4 separate regions of the Homo sapiens genome follow, and regions 1, 2 and 4 are each linked to region 3. A link is a loop called in an ENCODE intact Hi-C map of the cell type or tissue named here. Cell type or tissue: heart right ventricle. All regions are shown on one strand. Region 1 has its middle 69 kb from the start of KLHL8. Region 2 overlaps HSD17B11 (hydroxysteroid 17-beta dehydrogenase 11). Region 3 overlaps SCPPPQ1 (secretory calcium-binding phosphoprotein proline-glutamine rich 1). Region 4 has its middle 30 kb from the start of MIR5705.

What was found. Hi-C counts contacts between places; a loop is a spot of excess contacts. Peaks named below come from ENCODE experiments on the same cell type or tissue, not always from the same donor. Only the 100,000 strongest peaks of a DNase experiment are listed, where the experiment ranks them.
Region 1: it touches region 3 in a loop (3-fold over the local background); 34 of 110 quality-filtered maps call a loop at or near these places.
Region 2: a loop joins it to region 3, with 3 times the contacts of the local background. A loop is called at or near these places in 39 of 110 quality-filtered maps.
Region 4: a loop joins it to region 3, with 4 times the contacts of the local background. A loop is called at or near these places in 55 of 110 quality-filtered maps.

Annotation. Positions count from the first base shown.
Region 1 is chr4:87,148,858-87,153,857 of GRCh38, reverse strand. No RefSeq gene overlaps it. Among named protein-coding and RNA genes, the nearest start is that of KLHL8, 69 kb to the left of the region's middle. RefSeq lists enhancers at 433-933, 934-1,434 and a silencer at 2,791-2,840. In heart right ventricle, CTCF peaks have their summits at 2,690 and 2,900 (motif pointing left); no DNase peak of the experiment used is centred here.
Region 2 is chr4:87,354,541-87,359,540 of GRCh38, reverse strand. HSD17B11 (hydroxysteroid 17-beta dehydrogenase 11) reads left to right here. Exons shown (of 7, transcript NM_016245.5): 5 at 2,125-2,262. Among named protein-coding and RNA genes, the nearest start is that of HSD17B11, 34 kb to the left of the region's middle. In heart right ventricle, no CTCF peak of the experiment used is centred here; no DNase peak of the experiment used is centred here; H3K27ac peaks cover 543 bases.
Region 3 is chr4:87,463,244-87,468,243 of GRCh38, reverse strand. It overlaps SCPPPQ1 (secretory calcium-binding phosphoprotein proline-glutamine rich 1), which reads left to right. Exons shown (of 10, transcript NM_001405228.1): 4 at 233-265; 5 at 358-435; 6 at 4,041-4,067; 7 at 4,801-4,830; 8 at 4,952-4,980. The coding sequence ends at 4,966. Among named protein-coding and RNA genes, the nearest start is that of SCPPPQ1, 5.3 kb to the left of the region's middle. In heart right ventricle, CTCF peaks have their summits at 2,080 and 2,291 (motif pointing right); no DNase peak of the experiment used is centred here; H3K27ac peaks cover 2,109 bases.
Region 4 is chr4:87,268,448-87,273,447 of GRCh38, reverse strand. No RefSeq gene overlaps it. Among named protein-coding and RNA genes, the nearest start is that of MIR5705, 30 kb to the left of the region's middle. In heart right ventricle, a CTCF peak has its summit at 3,101; no DNase peak of the experiment used is centred here.

The DNA.
Region 1 (5,000 bases), 310 kb after region 3:
TTTTTCCACTAGTTCATTGTTGGCGTATAGAAATACTACTGATTTTTGTATATTAGTTTTGTGTCCTGCAACTTTACTGAATTCATTTACCAAATCTAACAATTTTTTTGGCAGAGTCGAGGCTTTTCTAGATGTAAGATTATATTCTCAGTGGGGAGCGACAATTTGGAAGCCTTTTATTTATTTCTCTTGCCTAATTGCTCTGGCTAGACTTCCTCTGTTTCTTTGGTTTCTATCTTTTTTATTTCTCTGGGCATTTCATACATAGTTATCTTTATATCCTGTAGCCAGTAATTCCAATATCTGAAGTCCCTTGAGGGTCTAAATCTGTTTATTGTCTCTGTTGAACTTTTCCTTATGGTATGTCATTCTTCCTGTGTTTGGTGATTTTTATTTGTAAATATATATTTAGTAGAACCTGTTGAGAATCCAGAGGTTCTTTAATTGGGAATGTGCTCCTTCAGAGAGGTTTCACATTTGTGTCTCTAGGCTAGGGAACAAAACTGACCTGGGGCATTTTAGCTTTCTTCTTGGCTCCTCCTTTTGCTATGGGTCCAGAACTTGGTCTCTCAGTCCCAGCGCTGATAATGGCATTTGTCCTCAGGGCAACTTTGGTTTTCCTGTTTAGTTACCACTCCTGCTCAGGTTCCATCTCTTATATTGGCCTTTCAGTGTCCCTGCTTTCTTGAGAGCCCAGTAAAGCATTTTTAAAAGTATATTGTTTATAATTGAACTAGGAACTAATAGTAATGGGAGAGCCCTTTGGATGATCTTGTCTTTTATAACCCCATAAACCACTACCATTCTAGAAGCCAAAGAAAAGACATAGTTTTGTCTTAATATTCACTAATTTTTCTCTTGTGTACCACTAGCCTCCTCTGAAATTTATGTGTTGAAGACGTTCCATAGACCAGGGGGCCCCCGTCCGCGGGCCTCAAATCAATACTGGTCCGTGGGCTGTTGGGAACGGAGCTGCACAGCAGGAGGTGAGCGGCAGGCCAGTGAGCATTACTGCCTGAGCTCCGCCTCCTGTCAGACCAATGACAGCATTGGATTCTCATAGGGGAGCAAACTTTATTGTGAACTGCGCATGTGAGGGATCTAGGTTGCAATCTCCTTATGAGAATCTAATGCCTGATGAGCTGAGGTGGAATAGTTTCATCTCCAAACCACCTGTCCCCACCCCTGCCCTGTCCGTGGCAAAATTGTCTTCTGCAAAACTGGTCCCTGGTGCCAAAAAAGTTGGAGACTGCTGCTTATAGACCTTAACAGAGCTTTCTTTTTTTTGAGACAGGGTCTTGCTTTGCTGCCCAGGTTGGAGTGCAATGACGTGAACATGACTCACTGCAGCCTTGACCTCCCGGGCTCAAGTGGTTCTCCCACCTCTGTCTACTGAGTAGTAGGCACTACAGGCCCGCACCACTATGCCCGGCTAATTTTGATATTTTTGTAGAGACAGGTCTTGCTAAGTTGCCCAGGCTGGTATGAACTGCTGGGCTCAAGCAATCCTCCTGCCTCAGCCTTCCAAAGTGCTGGGATTACAGGCCAGAACGAGCCTTTTGATCTCATATATTATTATACCTGAAGTTTCTTAAGTAAATTTAAACTAGTTTATAAAAGGATAATTCAGGAAATGTAAAATTACTTGGTATGGATATGCCTGTCACTTCAAGTGTCTCTCTTTGCCCTGAATATCTCAAGTTATTAGTTATTTTATATAACATCAGACCCTTAGCACATTGATGTGTTTTAAATCCCTTCATAAATATGACTCCAAAGTACTGATGGAGAGTCAGAAAATAATTGCATTCTGCTTGAAACTTTACAACCTTCCTTTTTAAACAAATGTTTCTGTTTAATGTAACAAATGTAATGGCCTTTGGCCAAAAGTAATAAAATTCTTACTTGATCATAAATTCCTAAATTTCCCTAGTCTGTTTGCAAACAGTGAGCTTTTTTCCTGTCTGAAAAGCCAGAGCTCAGGACCGAATGACATAGTGGCTATTTGTATTACATTCTAATACACAGTGCTCTAGTTTTCTTTCTTTCACTTGTTTCATTTCCCAGTACCTATTCTAATGCAGTGCTAAATCAGTGTGTTTTTTGTTAGCTTTATTGAAGTATGATTTATATTAAATTCACCCACTGTAAGTGTACATGGTGATTCAGTAAACCTGTAGCATTGTGCCAGCCTCATCATAATCCAGATTTGGAACACTTTCATCATCCCCCTGAAATTCTCATGAGCCTGTCTGCAGTCAGTCCCCACTCCTCCCCTCCTTTCTCTTCACCCTAGGTAGCCACTGATCTGCTTTCTGTCTATAAATTTGTCTTTTCTGGGTATTTCATATAAATTGAATCACACACTATATTTAATCTTTTGCATCTGGCTTCTCTCACTTAGCATAATATTTTTGAGGTTCACTTCATCCATAGTGTAGAATTTTTTATAGCTGAATAGTATTCCCTCATATGCATATATCACATTTTGTTTATTCATTCACCAATAATGGTTGTTTGGATTGTTTCCAATTTTTGTCTATTATGTGTGATGCCATGAATGTTCATGAACATATCTTAATTGACCATATGCTTTCATTTATCTTGGGTAGTTTCATATACGTGGAATTGCTGGGTTTTATTGTAACATGATTTTAACTTTTTAAGAAACTGCAAACTGTTATCCAAGTGGCAGTACCATATGTTTCCATCAGCAACATATGAGATTTCCAGTTGCTCCTTGTCCCCTCCAACACTTGATATTGCCTTTTCCTTTGATTATATCCATTCTCCTGGGTGTGAGACATGGTGTCATTGTGGTTAAATGAATGTACAGTGCTTTCAAACAGCATCTTTTTCCTAAAGAAAATGATTGCCCTCTAGTGGCTCATTCTGCACATTACACTTGGGAAAGGGGCACTAATGAGAAGTCTAAAGCTCAGAACAGGCTTGTTAAAATTTACATTCATTTCACAGCATCCCTGGTTTAGCACACTGAACACAATTTGAGTCCAGTTTCAAAATGTTTTACTTCATTACTACTATTAATAATACCCAGGAGCTGAGCTGGTTGGCTGTGGCTTTTACATAATCCCAAGAGGTACATTATAGTCAAAACTAAATTTGTGTGCTTTAGATCTTATCCACTTTATGCACTAAGATCTTTTGCTATAACAAGGGTTTAGACCTGTAGAGTGGCTAACGCCTACAAAGAAGGGGAAAAAAGGCCAGAGATGGTTATTGTTTACTCAAACCTATTACATCCTTTCAAATCAGAGCCAGAGGAATAAATCATTTTTACTAGTGGAATGAATATAAATTCTTTTTAATGAATTGGACACAAATGTGTCTGGTGGCTTGTTGGTATTTTCAGGTAACACCTTGTAAATATGCCTATGGAGAGTTGTAAAAATTTAGGAGACTAGGTCTCGGCTGCTCCTAGGGCTCTGCTGAAAGGACAGAACACTATGCATGTTTAAAAAAAAAAAAAAAAAGTTAAAACTTTGAGCTAAGTAAGGAACCTGGCCAGGGATTTACTTATTTAAGGCATGTGTATTTGGTAAGTAAAAAAAGATGTGGCTTCAGGAAATTAGGGTAGTAGAAGCAAACATTTAATGATTTAACATAAGAAGTTTTTGCTTTAAAGCTATCACTCACACAGGTGATGTCATTTATTTTTTAGAAAGTGGAGAGAATGTATATATGTGAAATTTCCCTGAGCTCTTAGGCTTTAGATTTCCAAATTACCCAACAATGCATTTTATTGTCCTGACATGTCTATGAAATCACATGTATACATGTGTGTATTTTACGCCTGAACACAGAATAGCAGAGCCTGATGGATGGGACTGCCTATGGTTGACCTACTGCTTTACTCAATTTGAGGTAAGGGGAAGGAGGGGGCATTTTTGTATGTGACATTGGGTACACAGTGATTCCACTCCTTAGTAAGTATGGTCCACTCCACTTATCAGTTAGAGGTGGATAAGGGAGTATAAAGATTAGGATAAGAGAACATTTAGCCAAGTCTAGGGGGTAAGCTTTGGATATGAGGAAGGAGATTAAGATAATTTTTAAACATGTATCAGAACCTATAAAATGTTGACACTATGAATACTGGGTTTTTTTGTTTGTTTGAGACGGAGTTTTGCTCTTGTTGCCCAGGCTGGAGTGCAATGGCACGATCTTGGCTCACTGCAATCTCTGCCTCCTGGGTTCAAGCAATTCTCCTGCCTTAGCCTCCCGAGTAGCTGGGACTACAGGCATGCGCCACCACACCTGGCTAATTTTGTATTTTTAGTAGAGACGGGGGTTTCTTCATGTTGGTCAGGCTGGTCTCAAACTCCTGACCTCAGGTGATCTTCCAGCCTCGGCCTCCCAAAGTGCTGGGATTATAGGTGTGAGCCACCGCGCCTGGCTGAATACTGGTTTTTAAAGAATTAACATGGAGGTTTTAAACTTACTCCAATGGTGCTGCCATCATTGCCCAAAGAAAACAACTTAGGTAGATACTGAAATTATCTAATAGGGACACATTTTTATCCTCTGTCTTTTGCAATTGTGTTTTGGAGCCAAGTCTGATGAGTTATTTATGTGGATAGTATTGTTTAACTCTTTGTAGAAAAGCAACCATAAAATAAATAGGATGTACCTATGCTTGCACATAGTTCTGAAGACAGTTTTTTTTGTTGTTGTTATTGTTGTTTTTGAGACAGAGCCTTGCTCTGTCGCCCAGGCTGGAGTACAGTGGCGCAGTCTAGGCTCACTGCAACCTTCGCTTCCCGGGTTCAAGCGATTCTCTTGCCTCAGCCTCCTGAGTAGCTGGGACTACAGGTGTGTGCCACCACATCTGGCTAATTTTTGTATTTTTAGTAGAGACAGGGTCTCACCATGTTGGCCAGGCTGGTCTCAAACCTCTGACCTCGTGATCCGCCCACCTCGGCCTCCCGAAGTGCTGGGATTACAGGCGTGAGCCACTATGCTGGGCCCTGAAGGCAGTT
Region 2 (5,000 bases), 110 kb after region 3:
AAAGTAAAATAATTATTCAAGTGTTGTGGCACATGCCTGTAGTCCCAGCTACTTGGGAGGCTGAGGTGATAGGATTGCTTGAGCACAGAAGTTCCTAGGTTGAAGTGAGCTATGATTGCATCACTGCACTCCAGCCTAAGTGACAGATAAAGACTCCCCAAAAAACTCCAAAATGCATCAGAATAACTGAGGGCAATGTCTAGCACTTAGTAATCTATTTTAGATCTGATTTTTATTTATGTTGTTTTTCAGTATACAGAAGCTTTTAATCTCATATAATTTAATCTAACAATCTTTCTTTTAAGCCTTCTGTATTAGTCCCCTCTCACCCTGCTATAAATAACTGCCCAAGACTGGCCAATTTATAAAGGAAAGAGGTTCAATTGACTCACAGTTCTGCGTGGCTGGGGAGGCCTCAGGAAACTTACAATTACAGAGGAAGGGGAAGCAGGCATGTCTTAAATGGCAGCAGGAGAGAGACAGCGAGAGAGAGTAAGAGCAAGAGACGAACTGCCAAACACCTAAAAAACCATCAGATCTTGTGAGAACTCCCCCACTATCACGAGAACAGCATGGGGAAAACTGCCCCCACGATCCAGTCACCTCCCACCAGTGCCCTCCCTCAACATGTGGGGATTACAATTCGGATTACAATTGTTGATGAGATTTGGGTGGGGACACAGCCAAACCATATCAGCTTCAATAAGTGCCTAAACTTTTTTTAAAAAGGTAAGAAATTTTTTTTAAAATTTTTTAAAAAATTTCCACAGCTTTCTGTCTTCCAAAGCATAGATTAACTGGCCAGAATGTATAGCTACTTTGTGTAATTGCTAATTCATACAGATTTAACAGAATAAAAGATTATCTGATAATTATTGCCACTGAATTGCACACTTAAAAATGGTTAAAATGACATGTTTTACATGATATATATTATACCACAACTTTTAAGTTAATTATATATCAAAAACCATTTAATTGTGTACATTAAGTGAATGCTTTGTGTGACATATGAATTTATATCTCAATAAAGCCCTTTTTAAATTAAAAAAACCTGAGAAAGTAATGTCCATTTAGAATAAGTAATTTCACTACTACTTCCAAATGAAAGAGCTGTTAAAATAAACGCTTTGCATTGTGATTCATTCATTTGACAAATATTCATTGAGCACCTAAGAGCCAAGCACTGTGCTGGGCCCTGGAGATTCACTGGTGACCAAAACAGTCATGGAGCTTATAGGAAAGGTGTGGGAAACAGATGTTTTAAAAAATTTAATCTCAGCTGGGCGTGGTGGCTCACGCCTGTAATGCCAGCACTTTGGGAGGCCGAGGTGGGCAGATCACGAGGTCAGGAAATCGAGACCATCCTGGCTAACATGGTGAAAACCCGTCTCTACTAAAAATACAAAAAATTAGCCGAGCATGGTGGCGGGCGCCTGTAGTCCCAGCTACTGCGGAGGCTGAGGCAGGAGAATGGCGGGAACCCGGGAGGCGGAGCTTGCAGTGAGCCGAGATCGCACCACCGCACTCCAGCCTGGGTGACAGAGCAAGACTCTGTCTCAAAAAAAAAAAAAAAAAAAAAAAAAAAAAATTTCTCTAATGAATGTTCAGTTACAAATCTGAGATAGATACTATCATAGAAAACTGAAAATTACTATATAATGAGAAAATAATTTAGACTGGGGGTTAGGAAAGGCCTCTTTGAGGAAGTGAAGCTGTGACTTAAAGGAAGAATAGGATTTATCCAGGAAAAGTTTTCAGCAAATTCTATGGACATCTTAAAGTAAATAAGGAACAGCTTATAGTGACACTGAATTTTGTGGAACAACAACAAAAACAAATACTCTACTAATTTTCTTTAAAAGGCTTTTTAAGGAAATGTTCTTATTCCGTAAGTGATGCTAAGATGCAGTAAATCTTCTATGTCAGGGCTTCTTGGACCTTAATGTGCCTACAGATTTACCTGAGAATCTTGTAAGATGTGGGCTCTGATGCAGTAGCTCTGGGCTGGGGCCTGAGACTCAGGGAATGCCCACATTGCTCTGCAGAGGACCATGCTGAACTGAGGAAAACAGGCAGACATTTCAGAATTCTTGAATTATTTTGTAAACTCTCTATTTTCAGTTCAAGCAAGTTTGCTGCTGTTGGATTTCATAAAACTTTGACAGATGAACTGGCTGCCTTACAAATAACTGGAGTCAAAACAACATGTCTGTGTCCTAATTTCGTAAACACTGGCTTCATCAAAAATCCAAGTACAAGGTAAGTTGAGAAATTGAGACAAAAGGATTGGTGGTTGCTATGAATACCAGCCATTCTGTGGGTTTTCCTAAATGTTTTAATCCTGAAAACACCTGATAGTTAAAGCTCTTAGTTCATTTTGATTTCAGTTTCTGCAGATTGTGGGAAAACAGGTGGAAAGCCAAAAAGAGAGAAAGCAAGGGAGCGTGACTAAAAAAGTAAATATGAATGACATTGGTAAACTTGCTAACTCTTCCTTTTTTCTTCTCCTGAGTAATGATTCACAGGCTTAAATATGCATACATGTCACCAGGTGTGCTTGGGAACTATGTTGGGGCTTCACCCTCAGATATGTTGACTTACTGGGTTTGGTTGGGGTAGGGTAGTGGCAGGGAAGGGAGCCTGGAACTCTACATTTAAAAAAGGTGATTATCATAGGTGATTCTGATAGAGATAACCCAAGACCACATGTGAAAAACACTTCCCTTGGAGGTAATCTAGAGATTAGCCTCCGAAAGGAGTACCAGATCATACTCTTTACTTGGTTAAAAAATAAAATTATAAAGGATTAATTTGAAGATAATTTTTAATGTTTTCTCTCTTTAGAAATAGCTTTAATGTCTTTGTAAACATGATGCATACTTATTTGTTTAAATTCCAATGTTAATGAAAAATACAAATCGAAAAGTTTCTTTTTTAATTTCCTTAAAACCCTCTATTGAGTGGAAACCACTCTCAAAATTTTGATAAACATCCTTCTAGACTTCTCTGAATTTTCTATAACTGGCGTATGTTACACATGGGGTCCTGGAAGCAGCAAGTATACTGCATACTTCCCTCAGCATTATGTTACAGACATCTAATAAAGTACAGAGCATTATAATAAATTGTATTGATTATTGGGAGCAATAGCATCTCCTAGTGATGATTTTAGGGTTGTTTTTAGTGTTCTGGATTTTTAACAGCAAATCAGCAATAAGCATCCTCGGGCACACATATTTTCACTTTTGGATAATTATCTCCCTCAGGTAGATTCATAAAGGGGGATTACTGGGCCAAAGGGTATATAACTTGTAAAAATTCCTACATATTGCCAAACTCCTCTCCAGAAATGCTCCACTGATTTGCACTCCTACCCACAGTGCAGGGAGAGCAACTTACTCTCTACTTCTTCATCAGTCTGCCTTCTGTGACTCTTTTAATCACCGCCAATCCAGTACGCGAAGAATCATCTTTGTTTTTACCCTGATGACTAGCTACATTCATGTTCGCATATGATTTTTGGACATTGCACTTCCTTTTATGAATTGCCTATTTTCATGGCATCAGCTCACTTTTTGCTATTGAGCTCTAGAGTTGTTTTTGTTTGTTTCTTTGTTTGTTTTTTGTTTTTTTTGAGACAGGGTTTCACTCTGTTGCCCAGGCTGGAGTGCAGTGGCGCAATCTCGGCTCACTGCAACCTCCACCTCCCAGGTTCAAGCGACTCTTGTGCCTCAGCCTCCCGAGTATCTGAGATTACAGGCACGCACGACCACGCCCAACTAATTTCCGTATTTTTAATAGAGATGGGGTTTCGCCACGTTGGCCAGGCTGTTCTCAAACTCCAGGCCTCAAGTGATCCGCCCACCTTGGCCTCCCAAAGTGCTGGGATTACAGGCATGAGCCACCATGCCCAGCTGAGCTCTAGAGATTTTTAATTAATACATAAGAAACAATTCTTCATACATTTGAGAAACCCCTTTATATATCACATCTGTTGCATATGTTTTTTTTTTCCCCAGTTGTTTTTTGTTTGCTTTTAAGCCTATTTTCATTTAGTTTTACATTAAAATTTTCTTAGGGATTTTTTTCTCATGGACTTTAGGTTCTGTGAGGTGTTTAGAAAGGTCTTTCTCATTCCAAGTTTTTGAAAATATTTACCCATATTTTTTCTAGCATATATTTTATGGTTGCATTTTTCATATTTAAATCATTGCCCCACCCAAATTTATTTTGATTTAAGAAGTAAGGTCACAGTATAGTTTTTTCCAAATAGTTAATGAGTTTTCTGCACTATTTATTAAATAATACATCATTTTCCTCACTGATATTAAATTCATATTATAAGTTCACATGCTTACTTGGATAGACTTTTGGATTCTCAATTTTATTGTAATGATGAGATTCAATTTTGCTTGGTTTTGTTTTGTTTTTCAGACAGGGTCTCATTTAGGCTGAAGTGCAGTGGTGTGATCATGGCTCACTGTAACCTTGAACTGGGCTCAAGCAACCCTCCACCTCAGCCTCCTGAGTAGGACTACAGTGTGTGTGCCATCATGCCCAGCTAATTTTTTTTTTTTTTTTTTTTTTTGAGAGCCAGGATTTTGCTGTTTGCCCAGGCTGGTCTCAAATTGGCCTTGAGCAATTCTCCCACCTCCACCTCACCTCCCAAAGTGCCAAGATTATAAGCATGAGTCATTGCATCCAGCCAAGATTCAATTTTTAAGTTTTATTCTGCCCCCTCAAACTTCCCCATATTTCCCCCAATTCAGCTGCCTTTGTTGAAAATGTATTTAAAATTAATGAAAAATATTCAGTGTGGCCACTTGAAGGGTTAATTTGAAGGTAAAATTGAAGATTCTAATTTTTTTCCTTTTTTTATTTTTTTTATTTTTTTTGAGACAAGGATTCGCTCTGTCACCCAGGCTGGATGCAGTGGCACAATCACAGCTCGCTGCAGCCTTGACCTCCTGGGCTCAACCTATTCTCCCACATCAGCC
Region 3 (5,000 bases):
ATAAATTTAAAAGCAAAAAGCCTTGGTCTTCCAAATCATTGCACAAAATTAATTAAACTTTTCCCTATTAGATATCCAACTGCTTTTTATTTCAGAAGTGAAGTTACATTACTGATGGGTATAATGCTCCATAGTGGCTTATTACTTATTCTCCTTTAGAACAAAACCTCTCTTTAGTGGATAATGTATTTCCATATGCTGCTTTACCTTGTTGCTGTTATTGTTTTGCAAGCTCGAACAATATGCTGAAAGTTCCAGTGAACAGGTGAACTTCTAATTGTATTTTTAAATAATGCATTCATCATTTTAAAAGTCTGCCATTGTCTGAAATGACTGACATCATGTTTCTTTTTACAGAGATTTATCTTTTACCCACCACAAGTACCACCATTTTTCCCTCAGGTCCTCTTTCCCCTACCTCCGCAACCGCCCCTGGTAAGCATGGGTTTGGGGAATCTGAAATAGCTAAAAGGATTTATTTGTTGGATGGTGGTTATGAAACTTTCCAAATTTTGATACTGAAATATGAGGCTTTAGGCAGTCCCCAGGAATCAGCTATTCAAACTTCTCTCCCATATAGCTTATAGTGGAACGTGACAAGGGGCTAGCAAATTTCCCTCCAAATCTTCAGTGCCCTCTCGCAGTGTTTCTCTGCACTTACTATTAAAAAGGTGTTTGTGCTGAATTACTTTGACCGTTACGAGCTTACTCTTTATGAAGAGAATACTTCTTTCTATAATATCCATTCTTTTGCTTTTTCAAATTCACCTTGTTGCTTTCTTTCTCTAAGAAGATTTTTTTTCCCCAGCTTTCTATAACTTTTTCCCAAGTTCAAGCAAAATAGTTATTTTGCTTTTCTGTTTGGACTCTCTCCAGGCTCTCCTAATATCTGGATTCTTAAAACATTTTTTCAATAAAGTTTGGAACAATGCTAAATACACAATAGAGTTGCCTTTATTCTATATATAACACTTTTGTAAGTCGACTACATTATAGAGTCAACGGTGAGTGCTTGAGGTACAAACAGTATAAGTTCAGATCTGATGAGGAAGAGAGACTCATAAAGGGAAACTACAATGTAATTTGATAAGTATTTCGAGACACAAATACAAAGCTATGGATCAAAGACTTCAGAGAAGACAGTATCTGAACCAGGTCTTGAAGGAAGACAAATGGATGAAACATTTCAGGCAGAGGAACAGCAAGTGCATGGGTGCAGACTTGAAAAGCACAAGGCAATTTGCGGGTAGAAAATTATTTTAGTCTAAAATAATGATGCTGCAACACAGATTGGGGCCTTGTTAAATTTGGATAAGTATTTAAGCAATGATTTTTTTCTTTAAAAATCACATACATTTTAAAACTTCACATACCCCTTATTTACAGACAAGGACCTCACTATGTCACCCAGGCTAGTCTCAAACTCCTGGGCTCAAGTGATCCTCCCACCTCCCACAGGCTCCCCAGTAGCTGGATTATAGGTGCACACCACCATGCCCAGCTCACAAACATTTTAAAACTACATCTTGCTTAATATTGTCTGATCTCCTAAATATTTTTAAATATACAAACATGATTTTGTGTAACTGTTTTTATATCTAAATTTAATAAACACCTTCCCTTTGCTTGCATTTAATTTCAAACTGTGTTTCTCTCAACTTTTAAAAATTTGTCACTAAACTTAGTCCTCAATAGAACATTTCTTCTCCTTTAATGTTTTTACTTGTTCTGATTGAATCCCAGCTGTTAAATTCTAAATATTATTCTTGCACTTATAATTAATTGCTAATTATTTTGGTTCTAGTCAGGACTAGGTGCATTGTTTCCCTATTGTTTGCTAAAATTTGTTTTTTTTGTTTTCGTTTTTGTTTTTTGAGACAGAGTCTCTCTCTGTTGCCCAGGCTGGAGTACAGTGGTGCAATCTCAGCTCACTGCAACCTCCGCCTCCCAGGTTCAAGCAATTCTCCTGCCTCAGCCTCCCGTGTAGCCACCATGCCTGGCTAATTTTTGTGTTTTTAGTAGAGATGGGTTTCACCATGTTAGTTGGGCTGGGCGAACTCACTCCTGACCTCAAGTGATCTGCCTGCCTCGGCCTCCCAAAGTGCTAGGATTACAGGCATGAGCGACCGTGCCCTGGCAAGATTTATTTTAAACTGATGCAAAATCTTGGAGTCTTGGTTTATAATTAGAACTTAGGAATCGCTGTTAACATTTAAATTTAAATTTATTTAAATCTATATGACAATTAAAAGAATCACTCTTCTGTGAAATGGAAACTCTTCCTACCACCAGATGGCAGACTAGTATCTTCAAAGCAAGCAAAGAAAGTAACACTTACTGTAGGGAAAGTGGTAGATTTGTAAAAACTATCAACACATTAAGACAGATTCCTGGGCTTTAAGTTAGATAAATTAAGAAGAACAACCATACCTCTTGAAAGAAAATATTATATTGAACCCACTAGATTCTAATCTCCACCAAATAGAAGGTGAGCTCTCTAAGTGTCATTTACTGCTATCCCTAAACCCTAGATATAGAATAATTGCTCAGTAAATATTGTAGGGATGGATGGATAGATGGGTGGAAGGATGAGTGAATGTATGAATAAATGAGAAAAAGCAAGAGAGAGTGTTCACAGTTTCATTCACAATTTACTTTTTTTTTTTTTTTTTTTTTTTTTTTTTGTAGATTTCTATTCCTTTTCCTTTTCCTTACAATCCAAATCAGGTGGTTATACTTAAAGCTTCCTTAGGAAATACTTAAACTAATACAAAACAAAAACTTGAAAATTCTTTAGATTTAATTGGGGAGAATTTGATACCAATAATTACTGGCTAACATTCTCTTTGGGGGACCACTAGTTATTGATATTTTGTTTGATTTGAGTAATTGAATGTTCAAATTTCACATATCCTTGAAAACTGAATTACCTAAGACCTGAAACTTTCCTTATTTGTGTAGAATAAACCCAGGGACCAACCAGTAGAAAAAGCACTTAATTTGAAGTTAAATGATCTGGAGATGTAAGCTCCATGTCTGCCCTTTAATACTTTGGAATTATCTTTAACTCCTGTGACCCTTATCCTCTTCTAGAATATAAAACAGTGACAACAGATGATTTACAAAGTCCATTTCACCTCTAAAATTTTATGCTTACATTTGTCATTAGTGGGGGTAAAATGCATTCTTATTGAAATGTAATATATCCTAGAAGCATTTGAAATAGATTTAAGGTTACAGTCATGGTATAAAGGAATTGCTTAAATTTTACTTTTGAAAAGATTTTACTGAATTAGTGATAAATACATAAGATGAGGCGGATTCAGTATCATACAAAAAAGTTATGTATATTTCAGCATATTAACTCCAAGTAATAATATTCCTATTATGATTTTCTGTTGTTGTTTTTTGAGACTGAGTCTCGCTCTGTCACCCAAGCTGGAAGTGGTGCAATCACAGCTCACTGCAACCTCCACCTCCCAGGTACAAGTGATTCTCCAGCCTCAGCCTCCTGAGTAGCTGGGACTACAGGGACGCACTACCACGCTGGGCTAATTTTTGTATTTTCTGTAGAGATGGGGTTTCACCATGTTGCCCAGGCTGGTCTCGAACTCCTGGACTCAAGTGATCCTCCTCCCTTGGCCTCCAAAAGTGCTGTATTACAGGCGTGAGCCACCATGCCCAGCACTCCTATTACGATTATAGGAAGTAATATTATTAAAGTTTTCTTTCAGAAAGAGGTGATCCCAAAATAGTCTTTTTCAAACCCAATAATCATAGGTTTAATAATCTTTCCAAGAAGTCACTGCTATGTCTGGAGCCCACAACAGAAAATACAGACTACATGTTTCCAGAGATAGGTTTGGGGTTGGGGGGGGGTACTTAAAATATTAGTGAATTTTAATAATTGAACTTTAGAAATGATGAGAATTCTAAAAAGCATGCTCTCGTTTACCAAGCTAATATAAAATATATAAGATACAAAAGTAGATGAAATGCTGAATTACAACTCCTTACTTTGACTGTTTCCTTTATTCTAGGTCCTCACACCTAATGATCTTATCGCGGTAAATATATTCTGCCCTGTTATTCTATAAAGTCCATATAAATACTACATTCAACATCTCTCAATGGTCCTAATTAAGGTAGGGAGCAGAGAAAGGCACCCTAACAGAACAAACGCTACCTGAGGGCATTGTTCGTGCCTAAGATCTGTCACAGTTGGGACAGTGTTTAGCTTAAATATTACTGCATACACTCTAAGACAGACAGCTCAACAAGTAAAGAGATTCACCTTTTAGACGGAGTTGGTCAATTTCTTGAGCAAGCTGCCAGAATCTTAAAACAGGACCATGTGGATGCTACAAAACAATTTTCCAGTAAAACTGCTTGTATAAGCAAGTTCTCAAAACAAAGTATTCATAGTTGTCCTAAAATTTTAGTTCAAGTATCATTCACACAGGGAATCTGAATCATTTATGAAAGATGGGACTTGTATGGAAGTGTACACAGAGGGTTTCTTAACCATTCAAATCAATTTTCTAACTTTCAAATATGGTAAATATCATTACAAAGCTGTAGAAAGAAAATATTTCTGTGAATTAAAGGTATTTAAATCCAGATATTGTCATTTTAAAATCTTGTATCATATAAATAATATACTAAGCAATAAAATGGAATTTTTCAATAAAATAGATTTTTGTATACAAAGTATACTAACTTGCATATGTAATAAGTTAAATGTAGGTTTAAAAATTAACCTATTGACAGCACTGATCATCAATTTTTCTTCCTTCACAGTTACTCATTGCTATTTTGAACCAACTAGGGGTAAGGCTCTATTTTTATGCTATAATAAACTACACATTTACTTAATAGACTAAAGATAACATCTTACTAAATTTTTTTTTGTTGTTTTTTTTTTTAACTTTTGGAACTTCTCTGGGGTAAGATTTTATTTCCATGACTAAATTGATAAAGGTAAGTTATATTCAATGCCA
Region 4 (5,000 bases), 190 kb after region 3:
CTACTCTGGAGGCTGAGGTGGGAGGATCGCTTGAGCCTGGGAGGTAGAGGCTGCAGTGAGCCGAGATTGTACCACCGAAGTTAAGCCTAGGTGACAGAGCAAGATCCTGTCTCAAAAAAACAAACAAATGAAAAGACTTATAATGCTTAGGGCCCTTCTCTTTTGTCTCCCTTAGAGTAAAGCCCTTCACAATCTGATCCGTTGTTAACTCTCTGACCTCATCTCTTATTAGTCTCACATTTGTTCAATTCCAGCAGAGCCTAGAGATCACAGGTTTTAGAGAAGCAGCTGTGAAATAAGGCTGGGATGCATGTATCATTATAATTCTCTAGCCAAGTGAGACCGAATCCACAGCAGGAAAAGAAGGAAAAAGAAGTCTGAAGCATTTCAGTGTCCGAAAGGATTCTTTTGAAAGGACATAAAGGTGTATAGGGAGTAGCTGGGATTACAGGTGCGCCACCACGCCCAGCTAATTTTTGTATTTTTAGTAGAGACGGGGTTTCACCATGTTGGCCAGGCTGGTCTCGAACTCCTGACCTCAAGTGTTCCACCCACCTCGGCCTCCTAAAGTGCTGGGATTACAGGCATGAGCCACCGCGCCCAGCCTGTTTACTTATTTTGTGGTTCTCTCCTTTCCATGAGAATGTAAGCTCCAAGAGAACAAGCACCCTCCTATTTACCACTGTATCCACAGCACCTGATACAGTGCCTGACTGCCATTTGACACATATTTCTTGAGTAAATGCAGCAAGATAGTTGTGTGGTGTAAGCCACTATAACGTGAATGATAAAATGCTATTCTATTAGTAACACTAATAACTTAAATAGCACTAATCACTGCAACAGGTAACTCCCTAGATCCTGGTGGTTACAGAATAACATTTTATCATTCACATGAAGTCTGAAACCTTCAACATGGCCATTCAGGGAATTATGCTACTTCCCTATGTCCTCTGGATTCAGGTAGCAGAAGGGAAAAAGGAATGGAGGATCACACATGGAGGCTTTTGTGCTAAGCTTAGAAGTATATAACTTCCTCTTGCACTCTTGGGAACTCGGGCACTTCTGATTTTTGTGTACCTAGGAAGACAAGTGTTCTATTCACTATTGTGCCAACTAATCACCCCAAAATTTAGTGGCTTAAAACAATCATAATTTGTCTGTCACGGTTTCTGTGGGCCAGGAATTTGGAGAGGGCTCAACTGAGCTTTTCTGGCTCATGGTTTCTCATGGATTTGCACAATGACAGAAGCTGCATGGGTCTGGAGCCTGTGGGGACTAGAGCATCTGAGTGCTGCTGGATGGCTCTCCTCACGTAGACTTAGGGGCTTCCCTCCCAGGGGCTAGTTTGACCTTCCTCACAATATAGCACCTCAGGGCAGTCACACTGCTTACGGAGTGACTTAGGAGTCCCACAAATGTTTCATCAAAGATAAAAGTTGTGTCACCTTTTTTTACCTACCCTGGGAAGTCATGTAGCATCATTTCTGCTGTATTCTACTGGCTGAAACTGTCCCCAAAGCCTGCTCACTTTCAAGGGAAGGAGATAGAGCCTCCATCTCTTGATAGATGGAAGCTAAAGCTATATTATAAGAAGAATATGCAGGATGGGTAATGTTCTGGTCTTCTCTGGAAAATACAATCTTCCACAAGGAGGAAAGAAATTAGTGATCAACTAGCTAGTTGCCACACAGAAAGTGCAATAAGTATTTGATGATGCATTTTTTGACCTCATAGAAATGTGGCAAGATTAACAATATGTTTGCAAATTAGTAAAGGTCTCCTTGCTTTAATTCAATTCTACAATATTAAATTGAGTTCTATAGCATCCCAGCCTTCCACTACCATAATACAGAGGAATACCAAAACCAAAACAAACTAAAAAACTAACTACCTTGTAGGAAATTACATTCTATAGAACACTTACCAGCTTACTCCTGAATTTAGCAGATTTGCTATAAGTTTGATGATATGAAAATTTATATCAAGAGGTATTTTACAGAGCTATTAAGAATTGTGGGAAATTTTGTCCATCAGTTCAAAGAAAAATAAGCAAACGGGGAAAAATGAGGCAATTATTACCTTTAAGAGAAACAGAAACTGTACAATAAACTAGAATTATGATGCATTATCTGCCTCAGTTATAAGCAAAACTTACATAATCATGACAATGAAAACAGTGAATATGGATTTAACCCAAATTGAAATAGAATTATACTGGAGGGGAGAAAAACAGGCAGAGGCTGTGGAAGGAAGCTAAAATCCTTACCTGTCATACTGGACGTGGTAGCAGGCAAGCGAACGCCCCCTCTCAGACCTCCAACTGCAGGGAGCAAAATAGACCAGCGAGCCCAGTTGCTGCACTCTGAAATTCAGTGCATTCATGCTGCCCGTGGGCTGCTTTCAGCCAATTACTGACAGTGAAACAGATGCTAAGTAAGGCCCATTCCCGGGGGTTGGGGATCCCTCCTATGGGTGACTGTGGTTCGAGGACTTTCTAATGGCCTTGCTGTCCTTTCCTTAGATGGTACTGTAGTCTAAGGTGATTCCCCATACCTTTTCTCCTGTCCCCTCTCTCCTGCACTGGGTAAGACCCACATGGCAGTCTGGGAACTCTCACAGTCTTCTCCCAGTTTCCTCTCCATGATCTCTACAGGCGTTTCTCCTGATACATTTTCCACCTTTGTGTCTGCCTTTTGGAGAATCTGGACTAACACAGAAGTCAACTGATAATATCTAAAATTGATGAATCAAAAGATGGCTGTATATGTGCTTTTTTCCTTGAAATATGCATGTAAATATCCAAAGACATGGCTAAGAGAGGTGAAATGGTGGAGGGCACATATATTTTAAAGTCTTTAGCACTACTTGACTTTTTAATATATATGCACATATTAATTATTTTTAAATAAATTGTTTAAAAAGTGAAAGACCACTGCCTTAGACATTGGCCGCTTTGGTTTATCGAGGGAAATCAAGTTTTATCTAAACTTTATCATCTGTATTCTAGCAGACAATCGGTCTACACAATGACTCCTTTCTTTTTCTTTTTGAGGATCAGTGGCAACAGCCTGATTCATTAAACTCCTTGCAGACAGCTCCTCCCAGAGGGAGCAAAATGATCTGCCATCTAAGCACCCACTCAGATGAAAGCATTACTGACAATGCCTTTGAGTTGTTGTTTCTATGTTTAATATACATAGAAGAAAAATTTTTAGAGATGCTGTTTTTTCCCTCCTCTTGTTTTCACTTCAGATAGACAAGCCCCTAGTATTACTTTGTCTTGGGAGATTTTTGCAAATGCTGCCATCACAAGTGGTTTAAATTCTCAAAAATTTCACAAGAACTTTCAAACAAAATCTAGGAGGGTACCTTTTCATACTTATAACAAATGTCTTATATGCTAGGACAGCTTACTGAGACATTACATTTTAATATCTTAAAATGAAAATAATACTAATCACCTAGTTCATGATAGTTGAAGAGTATTTTCTATGCTATGCTCATATCTTTATGAAAAAGCAACCTAATCCTAAATCCTTTGAATTTTTCATTTAAAATGTAGTGGGCAATTCTTGTAAATTGATATATTAAAACATAAACTTACCACCATTCCTCTCATAACTCCTCTAAAATATTAATGAAGCAAACTTTAAAAGGTATAAAGTCATAGGATTGAAAAAAAGGCTATAGCAGAGTGATTGCAGAAGAGCCAGAGAGAAAGAGAGAGAGAGAGAGAAGCTGATAGCTTACTTGATACATAGGTATAACTTAAGGAGAGGTTTACCCTGCTATCAAGACTTATGAATGGGCTGGGTGCCATGGCTCATGCCTGTAATCCCAGCACTTTGGGAGGCCAAGGTGGGAGGATCAAGGCCAGGAGTTTGAGATCAGCCTGGGCAACATAAAGAGACCTCATCTCTACAAAAATTAAAAATAATTTAAAAATATTAGCCAGGTGTGATAGAATGTACCTGTAGTCCCAGCTACGTGGGATGGTGAGGCAGGAGGATTGCTTGAACCCAGGAGTTAAAGGCTGCAGTGAGCTATGATCATACCACTGCACTCCAGCCTTGGCAACAGAGAGAGAAAGAAAAGAAAAAAAGAGTTATGAATGAATAAAGAATCAGCAGATCAAAAAGAATAAGCTTTTAAAAAGACCATTAACTCGGGAAAAAAATGTACAGAAAAGAAAATATAGGATGATATATGTCTCACTTGTAAATAATGCTTATATAGTCATAAAATGTAAACTGTGAGTGTTTATTAAGTAAAAAAATCCTGTAGCTATATTGGGAGGATAGAGGGTAGAAGATGGCAAGTTTGGAGTGGAGCCTTTGGAAGTGCAAGATGGTTAAGTTACAGGAAGCAATGTGGAATACATAAAATTCAAAAAAATAAGAAATAGTATGAACATGTTATTAGACATTCGGAAATAAATACCTGAAGACCCAGTTGAAGCAAGTAAATGTTTATTCTGAGAAGAATGATGGTGGGGATGAATGTGGCAGGGGATACTGGTTTTCATTAAAAAGCCTTGTTAAACATTTATGATTTTTTCATCTGAGTTTATGTATTTCTCTGATAAAAGTTTAAACTATAAAAAGATAGATGCTTAGAAATTGATACTACTTAGTGCACTTGTCAAATATAAAATATAAAGGTATAAAAAGAATTGCTCACCACATCTGTTTTATTCAACAAAGACAAAGGAAGAGGAGGGGCAGGAGGGGGGGGAGAAGGGGACTGTTCTCGTTAGTGCGGGCACCCTTCTCAATCTGAATCTGAAGGAGGAAGAAAGAAATAAGTCACCCATGAAAATAAGTACTAGTCCATGACCCTGGAACAAAAAGAAATCAGGAAGGGTCTAAAGCGATTTAGGCGGTGAGTCTACAGTCAATCATTAAATAGGCCGAAAGTTCTGATCTGCCCCCTGTTCACCATTTCTCACTTTTTTGAAAGTCATGTTTGGAAGGCAACTCTTGAGTCCTGTGGCAGTA